Linked DNA regions of Homo sapiens: region 1 is linked to region 2. Evidence: read pairs that join two places in POLR2A ChIA-PET (ENCODE). Cell type or tissue: Panc1. All regions are shown on one strand.

Evidence for each region. Peaks named below come from ENCODE experiments on the same cell type or tissue, not always from the same donor. Only the 100,000 strongest peaks of a DNase experiment are listed, where the experiment ranks them.
Region 1: POLR2A ChIA-PET joins it to region 2 with 14 read pairs; 2 of 35 experiments call an interaction of 5 or more read pairs at or near these places.

The regions. Positions count from the first base shown.
Region 1 is chr11:4,700,583-4,708,582 of GRCh38, reverse strand. It overlaps MMP26 (matrix metallopeptidase 26), which reads right to left and starts at 3,799. Exons shown (of 8, transcript NM_021801.5): 1 at 3,538-3,799. In Panc1, no CTCF peak of the experiment used is centred here; no DNase peak of the experiment used is centred here.
Region 2 is chr11:4,613,738-4,621,737 of GRCh38, reverse strand. No RefSeq gene overlaps it. Among named protein-coding and RNA genes, the nearest start is that of TRIM68, 9.5 kb to the right of the region's middle. In Panc1, a CTCF peak has its summit at 2,136; no DNase peak of the experiment used is centred here; H3K27me3 peaks cover 1,676 bases.

The sequences.
Region 1 (8,000 bases), 87 kb before region 2:
GTTCCCCTTTTACTTACTCATGCATGTATTTACTCAAAAAAATTAAATACCTACAGTGTTAGTGTGTGCATTAGAATTAGACTTGCTACTTTAAGAAGGTCTGACCCTGAGAAAGAAAATATTTGAGTATAGGTTAACTTAGTTATCTTCATTGCAACCCCCCGAATGAAAAGACAGGAGCTTAGACATCAGTAAGAATAACTGGTTACAGGAAGTGTGTTCAAGAGGGCATTTCTCTAGGTATTTGAGAAGAAGGAAAAATGTTCAATACAGGAAGCCTCTTTGAGTTCTCACACACACGCAAAGAAAGATAGTGGCTGGAAATTTTGAATTGAGAGGCAATGCAAGACAAAACAAAAGCTATGGATCTTCGAGTCAAGCCTTGGATCTCAGTTGGAAGATAAGCTTCACTTTTTCACCTGTGACTTTACATACGAGAATCGGGACATGTACCTACTTCTGCATCCTAGGGAAAATGACTCCTGCCCTGATAATAGGGCTTGAGAGTTGTGAAACTAATGTCTATGGTTGAAGTCACAGGATCAGTGAAAAATATCTTAGAGTAATAAATCTAAGGGAAATGAAGTCTGAGGACAGAGTGCTGGGGAACAGCAGTATTTAAAGAAAAGACCAGAAGAAGCGTCCTCTAATGAAACTGAGGAGACATGGCCACTAAGGCAAAAATGACTCCCAGGAAAATATAAGGACCATTTTTTCTCAGACCTACGATCTCAGAGCCAGAAAAAATGGCTAGCACAACAGCATCTAAAAGTATCTATTAAATGAATGAATGAACTGCTTCTGAAAATAGTGATAAACCCCAGTGCTTAATATTTCCACATATGTGTGATTCCCGATATGTGGCCCCCTCAAATTATAAGTTAAATTCATGCAATCATAAAAACATATTTCAACATAGGAGGAAAACAAGCAGTTTTCTCAATAATCTGATATTTATCTTTGAGACAAGGACTTTGCTCAGATTTGGACCTAGTGATAAAAACATTTATTTTCCCAGTTGAAGTGGAGAGCAAGTAATGACCTCAAGGTCATACACTCTTTATTTTAAAAATGAGGAAGCAGCCTCTCAATTTAATGTTCTTTTTATTATAGTAAATAAACCCAATTTGCAAACCAAATACCTGATTAGGGGTTAATATTCAAAATATATAAAGAACTCCTACAACTCAGTAGCAAAAACACAAATAACTCAATTTAAAAAGGGACAAAGGACTTGAATAGAGATTTCTCCAAACAAAACATACAAATGGCCAACAAATATAAAAAGATGCTCAACATTACTAATCACATAAATGTGAATCAAAATCATCAAAATCACAGTGAGATATAACCTCATAGCTATGAAAATACTTATTATAAAAAACAATAGCAAGTGTTGACAAGAATGAGAAGAAATTGGACCTATTGTACACAGTTGGAGAGAATGTAAAATCATGCAACCACTGTGAAAAACAGCACATCCACTCTGAGTATATATCCAAAGGAAAGGAAATCAGTTAGTCAAAGAGGTATCTGCACTTCCATATTCATTGCAGAATTAGTCACAATAGCCAACATATGGAAACAACCTAAATGTCCATCAACAAATGAATGCATAAAGAAAGCACAAGACATACATGTAATAGAATACTATTCAACCTTAAAAGCAGTAATATTCTGACACATGCTACAACATGGATGAACCTGAAATGAAATACTTCATGATTCCACTTATATGTGAAGTATCTCTTAGCCAAACTCATAGAAACAGAAACTAGAATGGTGATTGCAACAGACTAGGGAGAGGGAAAAATGGGGGAGATGCTGTTAAACAGGTATAAAGTTTCAGTTACTAAAGAAGAATTAGTTCCAGAGATCTGATATACAACATTTTACTTATAGTTAACAATACTGTATTGTGCTATTAAAAGTTAGAGTAAATCTCATGTTAAGTGTTCTTTTCTTTCTTTCTTTCTTTCTGTCTTTTTTTTTTTTTTTTTTTTTTGAGATAGGGTCTTGCTCTGTTGCCCAGGCTGGAGTGCAGTGGCGCAATCACTGCTCACTGTAGCCTCAAACTTCCAGGCTCCAGTGATCCTCCTGCCTCAGCTCGCCAAGTAAAGAACCTGTAAAGTAGCTGAGACTACAGGCACACACCATCATGCCTGGATAATTTTTTTTTATTTTTTGTAGAGATGGGGTTTCACCATGTTGCCCAGGCTGGTCTTGAACTATTGAACTCAAGGAATACACCTGCCTTGGCCTCCAAAGTGCTGGGATTACAAGTGTGATTTTATCACAATAAAAATAAATAGAATAGCTATATTGTAAACAGCAAAAATAAAAATAAAACATAAAAGAAAAACCCAACAGATTAAGTACTTGGCTATATTTCTCTCTAATAAAATTAGTGGTAATGTATTTAATGCCTTCTACGTGCCAAACAATTTACTTCACTGAATCTGAGTCCCCCTTTCCACTGTACATAGCTCATAGAATCTTTCTTCAACTCCTGCAATCAAAGGGAAACGTAATAGGATTCTTGTAACAGAGGGAACTCTATTAGCAAACATGGGTCCAAGAACAGCTCCCCCCACCACCACCACCACCACCCGCCCCCACCATCCCTGCTCCTGGAGCTGGAGTGCAATGGCACAATCACCTACTCCTCCCAGGTTCAAGCAATTCCCTTGCCTCAGCCTCCCGAGTAGCTAGGACTACAGGTACATGCCACCACACCCAGCTAATTTTTTGTATTTTAGTAGAGATGGGGTTTCACCATGTTGGCCAGGATGGTCTCGATCTCCTGACCTCGTGATCTGCCCACTTCAGCCTCCCAAAGTGCTGGGATTACAGGCGTGAGCCACTGCTCCCGGCCAATAATAGCTTTTTAAAAAAAATTCTGTGATTCTTAAACCAGTCTTGAGTTGTCCTGCGCTAAAACTAATGAGCAAATATTAAACTCTTCTTAAACAGTTCTCTTTAAGTGTCTCTTTCTCCCCCACTGAGAATTCTTCCATGACAGAGCCTATAACTTAAACATCCCTATTACCAGACTACCAGGAACATCTAAATAGACAGCCCTCACAACAAAGCTTCACATTCATTACTATCACAACACCATTATTGGGTATTAATAACTCCCCTTTATGGGTGAGAAAGCAGGGTAAGATTAGATAATCGAGTCTCAGAGGAAACATACGACGTTCTCAAATTCACCCAACAAGCCAATGGCAGATTCAGGAATTGAGCTCTGTTCTTACTCCAAACGCCATGCTCTCGCAAACTCCTTATTTAAATTTTTTTTTCTTTTTTTACTGTGGCATGAACAAACACATGCTGATGACTGTAGTCTATATTTGGAATAACTATTTTGAACGCTACAACGATATTTTTGAGTTGACATAACGTATGAAAATACACTACTGAGTTCATGCTCACATTTACTCTGAATACTTCCGCGTTTGTTTCATATACTATCTGAAGGTTATACAGTACCTAATTTATTTATAACTGTCTTCAATGCACTACAACACTGACCTTGTGCACAGAATTCTTGGGTCTGGAAGGTGAGGTTATTTGATCCTGCCCCCTGCTATTTGAAGGATCATCCCACACAGCAGAGAATCTATTAATGCAAAGCAAGTGAGAGAGAGTTATCTCAACCTCACTAACTTACTTGCAGAAAGGTTCTGTACTACTATAGCTGCGGAATCAGCCCCTGATCAGCCCTGCCCCTGGACAAAGAGGTCCTCTTCTGCCAGGAGAAAACATAGGGAAAAAATTCAGGAATAGGAGAACTACCAGATTTGAGAAAAACAGCCTTTATAAGGAGCCTAGAAGTCACCTGGTGAGAGTCATTTACCCAGCAGAAAAGCAAATTCCTAGGGGAGAACTCCCTACAGCTGTGTCCTGTTAACCCTTTGTGCTCCAAATAACAAATTGTAAAAGGCAACATATTTTCAGTCTATCTTCACTCTTTCTTCCCCAAAAGATAATTCTATAGATGAACTGCAATTTCAATTCTCATTCAAGAGCAATTTGAGCCCTAAACAGCTGTAGGACAACTTTGCATAGAGCCAGAGTAAGGAAGAAGTGTTGTTGTTAACGGATCATTAACAGCTGAGTTTGCTCAGCTGCCATTTGCCGGTTTCACAGCAATCACGAGACACGGAACCCAAATAGGAAAGGGGTTGCTGAGTTACTACATTCACTGAAGGTAGTGCAGTGGTTTTCTGATTGAGGGCCCAGGCCCTCCCCTGAATTTCCTGGGAGCTGTTGCTAACCTGTGCATAGTCACAGAAAATGACAACTTAAGAGGAAGTGACTAAAGGAAGACTACAAAACTTTATGAGTCCCTTGTGTGTCCCTTGCTAGCTTACAGAGATACTAGTCTGCTCTGTCCTAAAACTGCTACCAGCATGTTTACCACTGTGGTGGAGAATTAACCATGTTTGACAGACAGCTTCTATTTAAGCTGTGGACACTCATAAATGGCTTTCAGCTTTGTCATTAATACAGCGTTTCACAATTAATGGTGAGCTTGGAAGCTTGGTAAATTTCAAGGACAACTATTTAAACATGTTTCTTGGCATAAGAGGCTGTATCAAGAGGCCATTACCTTACAAAGTCCTGCTGTATGGAAGAAGGGGACGAGTTAACTATTCCCGTTAGAGTTGCTACAGAGCAGAAAATTTAATTATCCTGTTTAATTTTTTTCTTCTTCTCATGTCACAAGATTCTAGATCCCTAGGAAAATCTGGAAAGATGCATTTTTTCCCAGAAGTTCATAAAGAACCTGAGAAAATATGCTCTCTTTTTAGGTATTTTCTGGACTAATAGAAGCATAATCTTCCCCCATAAATACCTCAATGGGTTAGGGGGGAAATCTTAACAGTCCCAGATAAATGTGCCACATAATGTATGAGACTCCGTGGGAAAAAATGCACAATTTAAATAGAAGCTTTCAAGATACAGAAGCAAAAACAGACGTCCAGGCTGTTACAGGGAAATAAATGTGAAAATCTTACTATCCATGCTAGGAATTCCAGTCTGAGGGGCACTGGTTCATGCTCACAGACACAAGTGCAGGCTGATCTTCTACACACAGCTGCAGAAAATGGAACACAGAAGAGCTTCGGACTCTTTTTTAGTGCACACTCCAGACATTTAAACCATTCACCAGCCAAGGCTTAACAATCAGTGGATACAAGAAGGGCATAATGATCAATGCTCATTTTGACTGGTTGTCTATTCTAATTGTACTGTCCCAGGACTTAAGTATGTTACACACTTGCCTACATCTACCTGTCCATTAAGAGTCAACATAGCATTGGTTCAACTGAAAGTATTTGGAACCAGACAACCTTGGTCCAACCAGACAACCAGACAACCTTGGTCCAAAGCTCAGCTCTGTCACCAATCGTGTGACCTTAGACTACATCACCTCTGTTTTTTGCTTTTAATGTGGAGAAAATCGTTATACTGCTTTATAAGTCTATGTTGTAAAATAAGATAACCCAGTATTGATCCATAAAAAGGTCTTAGCACATTTGCACTCACTCAAAATGTGTTATTAATCATTGTAATAATTTATTTTTATTATTTATCATGATTACTATTGTTCTCATTAATATAGCAATTTTATTAAATTATCATTTAGTGCCTAGTATGTGTCAGATACTATGTTCCAATGTTGAGATGAGAAGGTGTAGTATCTACTCTCAAGGAACTCATATATCAGACAGATAGATAGACAACCATTATAACACAAATCTGGTCAGGACATTATCCTGCTTTCAATTCTTTGGCTTCCCAGGTCCTCAGAAATCTGGCCTTGCGACTGCTTTAGGTGGAGAAACATTTATTTCTACTCTCTCCCCTTCAGTCATACAGAGCTCATTTTCAGTTTCCTAAACATGGCATGGTTTGGCTCAGGTCTGAGCCTTCTCTCATTCTATTCTCTGAGGCAGTATTATGATGTTTACTGATTCCTAAACTCTGTTTCAAATATAATTCAAAACAGTTTTATTTTTTATTTATATTAAAATTAAAATAACTTTTTATCCTACATTTTCTGATTGCAGATTGTGGATAAATTAATGGAAGCTTAATTATGTGGGGGTTTTTTATCCTTTTTTAATTTTTCTTTTTAGTTTCCCTACTTTGCAGTGCCCTAATTTGGTCCTCAGTCCGCCAAGCAGATGAAACACCACAGCAGCTGACCATGCCTGGAACATTTCCTTAACCTTCTGTCATCTCCTCACCCTACTCTACTCTCCTGCCCTCATTACTAGCTCCCCTGTCAAAACCCTTTTCACTCACTCGGATCTCATATTATCAATTACATTTGGTTAGCCTCCCTTGATCACACAGGCTAACTTGTCCCAGCACCTAGGTGATCTATACCAGCACTTCACAAATATGAATGGCACATTAATGCGCTAGGTATCTTGCAAAAGCGCAGGTTCTAATTCAGAAGATCTAATTTTCTTTTCATTTCCAACAAGTTTCCAGGCGATGCTAACATTATTGGTCCTTCAATAGCAAAGATCTCTGTGAATACCACTTGTAGAGTAATTATAATACAGTATTTTAATTTCCCATTTACTTATTTGTATCCCCCATTAGACTTCGAACTGTGTAATATTTGGGTTGATATCTATCGTGTTCACTGTTATACCCTCAGGATCTTGTTCAATACCAGATATATGTAGAGTATCTATACAATATTTCTCTTAATAAATCAATTAAGAACTTTAATGAAAGCATGTGCAACAAGATATAGTGGGAGCAGAGAAGAATGGAATAAATAGGAATATTAGGAATAGCTAGAAGTTCACAGGGAGAGGTAAGGAGGAGTGACATTTCTATATACACCAAAATTGAATGGTCAGTGTTAGCCATATCAACGGGGTAGGAAAACTGCTAAATCCAACATGGCTGGATCCAGGAAAAGAGGTGAGTGAGGCTTTCATCAGACCATGGAGGGCTAGTAGGCCATATGGAGTTCTAATAATTTTTCTGAACAGTAGTATAAACAAAATGGTTTTTGACTTAGTGTCTTAATCTATTTCCTCTTGCTATAACAGAATACCAAATACTAGGTAATTTGTGAAGGAAAGAAGTATATTTAGCTCACAGTTCTGGAGGCTAGGAAATTCAAAAGCATGGTGCCAGCCTCTGGAGAGAGGTTTTGTGCTGCCATTACATGGTGGAGGGCATCACATGGCAAAAGGGCAAGGGCATTTGTGTCAGCCCAGATCTCTTTTTCTTCTTATAAATCCACCAGTCCCATCATGATGACCTTATCTGATCCAACTTATCTCCCAAAGTCTTCATATCTAATCAAGATATGACTTTGGGAATTAAATTTCCAACATGGGAGACATATTCAAACAGTAACACACAGCAACCCGTTTTCGTTGCTGTTGTTATTGTTTGTTCTCTTTTAAGTTTATTTCTACAATTTCAATGCATTAACCCTGGATTACCTGTTTTGCCTCTGGCCTCTTGCTCCTGTATCAAACCCTGTTTCTTTTATATCTTAAACTGTTTGCTCCTTGTGCTAGTCTTAGCCCTGAAACTTGTTTTTCTATTTCCTGATCAAGCATGACCATCCACTTGAGCTGGTATATGCACAAATTTTAAAGGTTGCATAACATCCCAGGACTCGATATAAATGCTTTATATATTCTGTATCATTGAGAATTTTTATCTATATTTTTTACCACTGTAAATAATGGGGCAATAAATTTTCCTGTACATAAAATATGGCCTGCATCTCTGATATCTTCCTTTCAATAAATTCTTAGAAATGGAATATTATGGACATTTTAAGACAACAATATACTGGAAAATATGCTTCCAGAAAGTTCATGCAAACATTGTAAAACAATGCTTAGTCCACTGTAACACAGCAACACAACACTATGTATTATGTGTTTTAAAAAACATTTGCTGATTTGATAGCCAAGAATATTTTACTGTTTACCGTAGTAAAT
Region 2 (8,000 bases):
CCTGATATTTGTAAAAAATAGCATACATGTGGTGGTCCATTTTCAATTCTAAAGGCCTTGAAATAGGTTTAAGCAGGCTACAAAGAAACCAAGAAGCAGAATGTACGAAGCCATCCCCTCTTCTTGCTTTCCCCTTTCACCCAACAGCTAGGCACCTGTCAGTCAGGCCCCCACTTAACTTCCCTCTCCCACCTCACCAAAGAATTTGGTTTAGGCTAGTTTACAACCTAGGTAATTATACCCTTTCTTTTTTTTTTTTTTAATTATACTTTAAGTTTTAGGGTACATGTGCACATTGTGCAGGTTAGTTACATATGTATACATGTGCCATGCTGGTGCGCTGCACCCACTAACGTGTCATCTAGCATTAGGTATATCTCCCAATGCTATCCCTCCCCCCTCCCCCCACCCCACCACAGTCCCCAGAGTGTGATATTCCCCTTCCTGTGTCCATGTGATCTCATTGTTCAATTCCCACCTATGAGTGAGAATATGCGGTGTTTGGTTTTTTGTTCTTGCGATAGTTTACTGAGAATGATGGTTTCCAATTTCATCCATGTCCCTACAAAGGACATGAACTCATCATTTTTTATGGCTGCATAGTATTCCATGGTGTATATGTGCCAGATCCCTGAGGAATCGCCACACTGACCTCCACAATGGTTGAACTAGTTTACAGTCCCACCAACAGTGTAAAAGTGTTCCTATTTCTCCACATCCTCTCCAGCACCTGTTGTTTCCTGACTTTTTAATGATTGCCATTCTAACTGGTGTGAGATGATATCTCATAGTGGTTTTGATTTGCATTTCTCTGATGGCCCTGTTTGCAGACGACATGATTGTTTATCTAGAAAACCCCATCGTCTCAGCCCAAAATCTCCTTAAGCTGATAAGCAAGTTCAGCAAAGTCTCAGGATACAAAATCAATGTACAAAAATCACAAGCATTCTTATACACCAACAACAGACAAACAGAGAGCCAAATCATGAGTGAACTCCCATTCACAATTGCTTCAAAGAGAATAAAATACCTAGGAATCCAACTTACAAGGGATGTGAAGGACCTCTTCAAGGAGAACTACAAACCACTGCTCAAGGAAATAAAAGAGGACACAAACAAATGGAAGAACATTCCATGCTCATGGGTAGGAAGAATCAATATCGTGAAAATGGCCATACTGCCCAAGGTAATTTACAGATTCAATGCCATCCCCATCAAGCTACCAATGACTTTCTTCACAGAATTGGAAAAAACTACTTTAAAGTTCATATGGAACCAAAAAAGAGCCCGCATCGCCAAGTCAATCCTAAGCCAAAAGAACAAAGCTGGAGGCATCACACTACCTGACTTCAAACTATACTACAAGGCTACAGTAACCAAAACAGCATGGTACTGGTACCAAAACAGAGATATAGATCAATGGAACAGAACAGAGCCCTCAGAAATAATGCCGCATATCTACAACTATCTGATCTTTGACAAAGCTGAGAAAAACAAGCAATGGGGAAAGGATTCCCTATTTAATAAATGGTGCTGGGAAAACTGGCTAGCCATATGTAGAAAGCTGAAACTGGATCCCTTCCTTACACCTTATACAAAAATCGATTCAAGATGGATTAAAGATTTAAACGTTAGACCTAAAACCATAAAAACCCTAGAAGAAAACCTAGGCATTACCATTCAGGACATAGGCGTGGGCAAGGACTTCATGTCCAAAACACCAAAAGCAATGGCAACAAAAGCCAAAATTGACAAATGGGATCTAATTAAACTAAAGAGCTTCTGCACAGCAAAAGAAACTACCATCAGAGTGGACAGGCAACCTACAACATGGGAGAAAATTTTCGCAACCTACTCATCTGACAAAGGGCTAATATCCAGAATCTACAATGAATTATACCCTTTCTTATCAGCTAAGCACAGCCACTAGGGCTGTAAGTCAAAGTTTAAAGTCCTGAAATAGTCGCAGCGCATTGTGGGCTGCAATAAAATGCAGCAGGAAAACCCTAAAGAACACACTGGAAGCCTTAACCCAACTACCAATAGGTGACGTTCGGGAAGATTGTAACCTCACAGTATTCAGCCAGTGAGGAACTGGGGAGGGAAATAAATTGCTTGTTGTAACCATCCCAGGTGTGCCTGCGTGCCAGACGCCGATCTTGCAAGACTGCCATTAAAAGTCTTGCTTCTGCTGTTCTCCGGGTCCCTGAGTCTATTCTTTGGGTTTGGATGGGTAAGGGTATTTTTCACAGATTGGCTACAACTTTGCTTGATACAAGAATAGGTTATAGTCTTTACACATTTCGTTAGGTTACAGTTCACTACTAAAGAGAAACTTTTATACTGAACTGAAGATACGTAAGGAGGCAGCTTTAGGCTAAACTTAATTTATCAAAAGTTAGAAGGTTGAACGCTGAAAGACTTTAATGGAAATTGGATGTTAATGCCTGACCACAGTGCCTTCATAGAAAGCTTTGCTATAGCTGCAGAGACAAATGGGTACAGCGAGGTAAGGAGCAGCATTTGTTGTTTTTGTTGATTTTGTTTTTATTTTTCCATAGGTTATTGGGGTACAGGTGGTATTTGCTTACACGAATAAGTTCTTTGGTGGTGATTTGTGAGATCTTGGTGCACCCATCATCCAAGCAGTATACAGTGCACCCTATTTGTAGTCTTTTATCCCACAAGTCCCCAAAGTCCATTGTATCATTCTTATGCCTTCGCATCCTTGTAGCTTAGCTCCCATATATCAGTGAGAACGTATGATGTTTGGAGCAGCATTTTTAATGGAAAAAGAAAAAGAATTATAAACAGAACTGAACAGGTAAAAATATTTTCTTGATTTCATGCTATACAAATCATACTGGATCACAGCATGCTTATTATCAGATGAGTGATCATCTTATAATAAACTTTGTGGCCAATAAATCTGTTAAAATTTGCAAGTACCTATTGTCTAGTACACATTCAGATCCCATCATATCATTCCCTATCTTAAACGTTCAAATGTCTTTATCCTTTGGATAAAGTCCATATTCATACTGCTTGGCAATGGGAATAGCCCTGCATGATCTAGTACCTGCTGTCTTCTCCAGGGACTTTCCTGTTGTGCGATGTTCTATTGTGCCTTCGTGTCTTTGCATGTGATGTACATTCTACCAGGAATGCTTTTTTTTTTTTAATCAAATCTAACTATGGCTATCTTCCCATGGAATTAGGGCTGCATTAGTACTGTTTACACTGTGTGTCAATTGTGCCCTTCATCTCACATCTTTGCAGATTGGGGAAGGCGGTGTAAGATAGAGTAGCCCACGTGCAACTCCAAAGACCATGTGTAGGCAGAGGGAAGCTTCAGAGAACATTTAATACCCATTTCCTTTTGGCTGTCCCTTTCCAGGAAGCCAAGGAGATGGCAGGAAAAACTGAGCCTCAGAAACTGCACCCTGCCCTCTCCTTCTTTTGTCAATACAGAGGGACTGCAAGAGTCTCTGCTCATCTCCAAATGGCTGGGATGGTCCTTGTTCCTGTTTTCGACTGACTACTCAAAAAAACGTTTTCCCAGGGATAGGCAGAAAAGTCCTCAAAGCATATTTGGATTCCAGGGTCTGGTCCTCAACAATTACTTATGGTTGGGCTGGCCTCTGTGAAGATTCAAAGTGGAAGCAAACACTACTCTTCCCTATCCTATGGCAGCATTTCCATTTTCTGTGGCTGTGAGATCAGATTGTAGGATGAGGTCCAGGCAGTGAGTCCTTTCCTAGCAGGCCTTTTTAATACTCCACTCAGTTTCCACAGCAATTTGTTCTAGTCATTCAGCAGAAATGTATTCAGCACCTAATACATGTCAGGCACAATCCTGGTGCTGATGACATGGTGATGATCAATACCTGCCATCGAGTTTAAACTGCACAGGCATAGTCATCACAAGCTTTGAATCAGTGCCAAATTTCCAGCACGGGGAGGTGTTTCCAATCCCATACCATACAGCATCAAGTAGTTTTTCCTTCCTTTATAGTTCCCATGTGTGAGTGTGCAAAACACTGTTAGACATGGTAGATACATTAGTAGGTGTGGTAGATACATCATTATTTAGTGGAAACACCAATTTTATGAGCTAAGTATTATTAAACCTGATTTAAAGACAGGAAACAGGCCTAATGGGAGAAATCGGGTAACTTACGTACAACCTGAAACATGGCTGGTGATCTCTCCACTACTCAGGGTTGCCCAGTCTATGAACCTATGAATAAGCAAAGGATTGATAAAGACAAATTGGATGAAATTGTTGTAAATAATAGTGTGGTATATTTTAAATGTATACTTGTATACATATATTTATGCATATGCAATATACTGTGTGTATATGTACATATACTTATGCACACACAATATACTGTACCTATATGTGTATATGAGTATGTGTGAGTGTGCATATGTATATGTCTTCTCAACCAAAATATTATTACCCATGTTATATGGTGTGATATGATTTGGATTTCTGTCCCCACTTAAATCTCATGTTGAATTGTCATCTCCAATCCAGTGTCGGACTTGGGGCCTGGTGGAAGTTGACTGGATCATGGAGGCAGATTTCCCCATTGGTGCTGTTCCCATGATAGTGAGTAAGTTCTCACATAAGAGCTGGTTGTTTAAAAGTGTGTAACACCTTCCCCCCACTTCCTCCTGTTTCAGCCATGTAAGACGCCTGCTCCCACTTTGCCTTCCACCATGAGTCAAAGTTTCCTAAGTCTTCCCCAGAAGCCGCCATGCTTCCTGTACAGCCTGAAGAACCATTAGCCAATTAAATCTCTTTTCTTTATAAATTACCCAGTCTCAGGTATTTCTTTATAGCAATGCAAGAACGGACTAATATGCCATGCTAAAGGTTCATAGCTCTGTGGGAAGGGCACTCAGCCACAATATTCAAAAATAAAATGTTCCCAAACTCAGGGATGCTACATCGATAGAGTTGAATTAAAAAAGGATTTTCATACACACCAGGGTTCAGATCGCAGCTTGGGCTCTCAGGTAGATAAATTAGAATCTTCATCTGTATGATGAATATGGCAAATCATCATAGAGATGTTGTAAAAATTGAAATGCATGTAAATTTACTAGCACAAAATCAATAATAATAGTGATCTTTTGAGTGCTGTTTATATATAATTCAAAGATTAGATATTCTACATATTTTTAAAAAATCGAATTATGTTCCTGGATATATGTGATAATTATCCATGTCCAGAGGAGTATTGGTCATCTGGGTCTGTGTTTCATAACCACCCCTTATCCCAAATTACAGTAATAGTGTCAGGGAAGTACCAATTTAAGCTATTTATTAAGCTATTGGCAAAGGCCTCAAAACAAGTAACCCTCAATCCCAAAAAAAAAAAAAAAAAAAAAAAAAAAAAATAGACCTTCCAGTGTCTAAAAACTCAATAGTATGAAAGAGAGTAAAGTGGATGGAGAAGTTGTTTGAGAATTTACTTAGCAGGTAATCTGAGTTATCATAGGTTGGATGCCCAGAAACACAACTGAAATATGGATTTTAGTTCAAGTAGTTTATTTGGGAGATGACTGCAAGATGAAATAGTTGGGGAGTTAGGAAGAAGGAAAAGAAAGGAAAGGAAAGGAGAAGGGAGGGGGAGAGAGGGGAAGGGAAGGGAACCAATAAAGGAGTCAGTTTATCCCCATGGGCAACTGGGTCTCAATTCCTTTAAAGATCTCTTGGAGGAAGTAAAACATACCTGAGAGTTGTACTACATGAGGAGTAAGAAAGTGAACATCTTCAAGTAGGTTACCACTATGAGCAACTAGAACTCAGTTCCATTAGAGATTTCAAGGAGGGAGTAGAACATACCTCAGTTATACCACCCAAGGAGTAAGGAAGTTGAGTAATAATCCTCCAACTTCCATTTTCACTGGCTAAGGGATGCTCCAGGACTATTAACTCCCTGGCATTCCTGGTTTGCCACACAAGGGAAAACTTTCAGATAAGAGACACAGGCTTGCAGTAAGACATGGCACCAACAACATCTGGTATACATCTTATTTATGGAGAAATCGAGAATCTTAGGTTTATAGATGATCCCCCCATCTCTAAACATATCTACGCCCATTCTTGTCTTTTTTTCTGTATATAGAGTCGGGTATCTCTCCTGTCCAAGATAACCTCTCCACCTGTTCTCTGAACACCATACCTTCCCATATCTTCTAGGACCCCATCCCCTCAATATACATCTCATTTGTATCTTTAGCCTCTTGTTCTTCACTAAATCTGTCCCCTTAGCAAAATCAGAGTGCCTGTCTATCTGCTACCTTTATCTCTATGACCTTTTACAACCACTCTGAACCAAATAATACACTTCCATTTTGTCAAGTTATTCTCGTTAAGATGACCAATAGCATGTTGCCTAGTTAGCAGATGAGGGAGAAACTAGACCAGGTTCTGTCATTGGGAAGCAAAGTACCATAGGAGCAATTGAAGGTGCTGAACTGGGGAAGGACTCCCTCTTATTTAGGCATCCAAGCGCAAATGGTTTTGCATGCACGATAGCAAGATCTTGATTTGTAGAGCCAGGGATTCACCTTACAGGGCAGGAAAGTCTTCTTCCTTAAGTCAAATGGTAAGAGTGGAATAATTCTACCTGGGCTGGAGTGAATTAAATTCAAAGTAAGTACAGATCTGTAAAGAATATTTTAGGCCTTTGGGTTGTTACAGCCATGAATTAGTAAACTGTATTATATATGTTTCTCTGGATTTCTTAAATTCTGTTTTAAGCTGTATCATAATCGAGAGATGACTAACTTTCAGTAAACTGCATGTCTTATCTATAGTCTTTCCCTGGGAACCAACTACATTTGGCAAATTATCTCATTTCATTTATTGGTTAAACTTTGATCAAAGTTGTAGATTTAAGAGCTCTGGAACATGGGTCCAAGCACAGCAAATATCATCATAAGCAGATAAAGAAGAAGTTTCATTTTCAACCAATGTGGGAGGCAGGGGGACAGGAGGCGGGAATAAAATAATCACAAATCCTAAGGCCAATAAAGAATGAAAGGAAACCTATAACAAGAATGGCGTTGCTTTCTTAATCAGATTGGCATGGAAATAGCAGTGTCAGATGCATCATTTTAGTCAACAGATAAAAGAATGACAGAGTGCCTTGATGAAGAGTTACAGAGGTATCTACAAGACAGTTTTAGCTTTAGAAGTGGAAACAAATTAAGAGTGTATCAGAAATTGAAGGAAAAAAAATTTCCTTAGGAGTTGAGTTGAAAAATAAAATTAGGGTGAGTTGAAAAAGAAAATTAGGTGTCTTCTGCTAGATCAGAAGACATTCTGATCTAGCAAATATGTGGCTATTATAAGTGGTAGAGAAAAATGGAGCTAATGCGTTTACAAAAAAAATGATGGACCTACTTGTACTGACAGGGAAAAAAAGAGGGAAATAGAGTATTAAAGGAAGTTAAAGTCATAGTTTACTACTTAGTAAAAGAGGTAACAACATTTATAGAAATTCTGGAGAATATAAAGTCTAAGTGAGGAGAAGCAAAAATCTGGGAAGATGTGTATATCCAAGAATAGGTCTCTGGGTCTCTGAAGGCTTGGGCTCTGGAATAAAACAGAAGCTTAGGTTCAGGAACCAGATGATCATGATTTTATAGCTCTCATGAATGTGGCCAGCAATAGTAAACCTCCCGTGGACAGCCAGACTCACAGACCTAAGGAAATCCAGCACAGGAAGAAGGCACTTTGGTGAAGAGCTAAAGAGTCCTTAGAAATTTGTGATAGATGCCATGAAATACAAAGAAAAGAGAGGTACTAAGAACTGTGGAAAATGTCAGGCCTTAAACTTTTTTTGAAATGTATTTTTGCTCAATAGAATGCATCTTGTTTGACATGGTGTGAATATATTTGTCCCTCTAAACTTTATATATTGGAACTTAGTGTGATCGTATTAAGTAATAGAGCCTTTAGGAAGTGATTAAGCCAG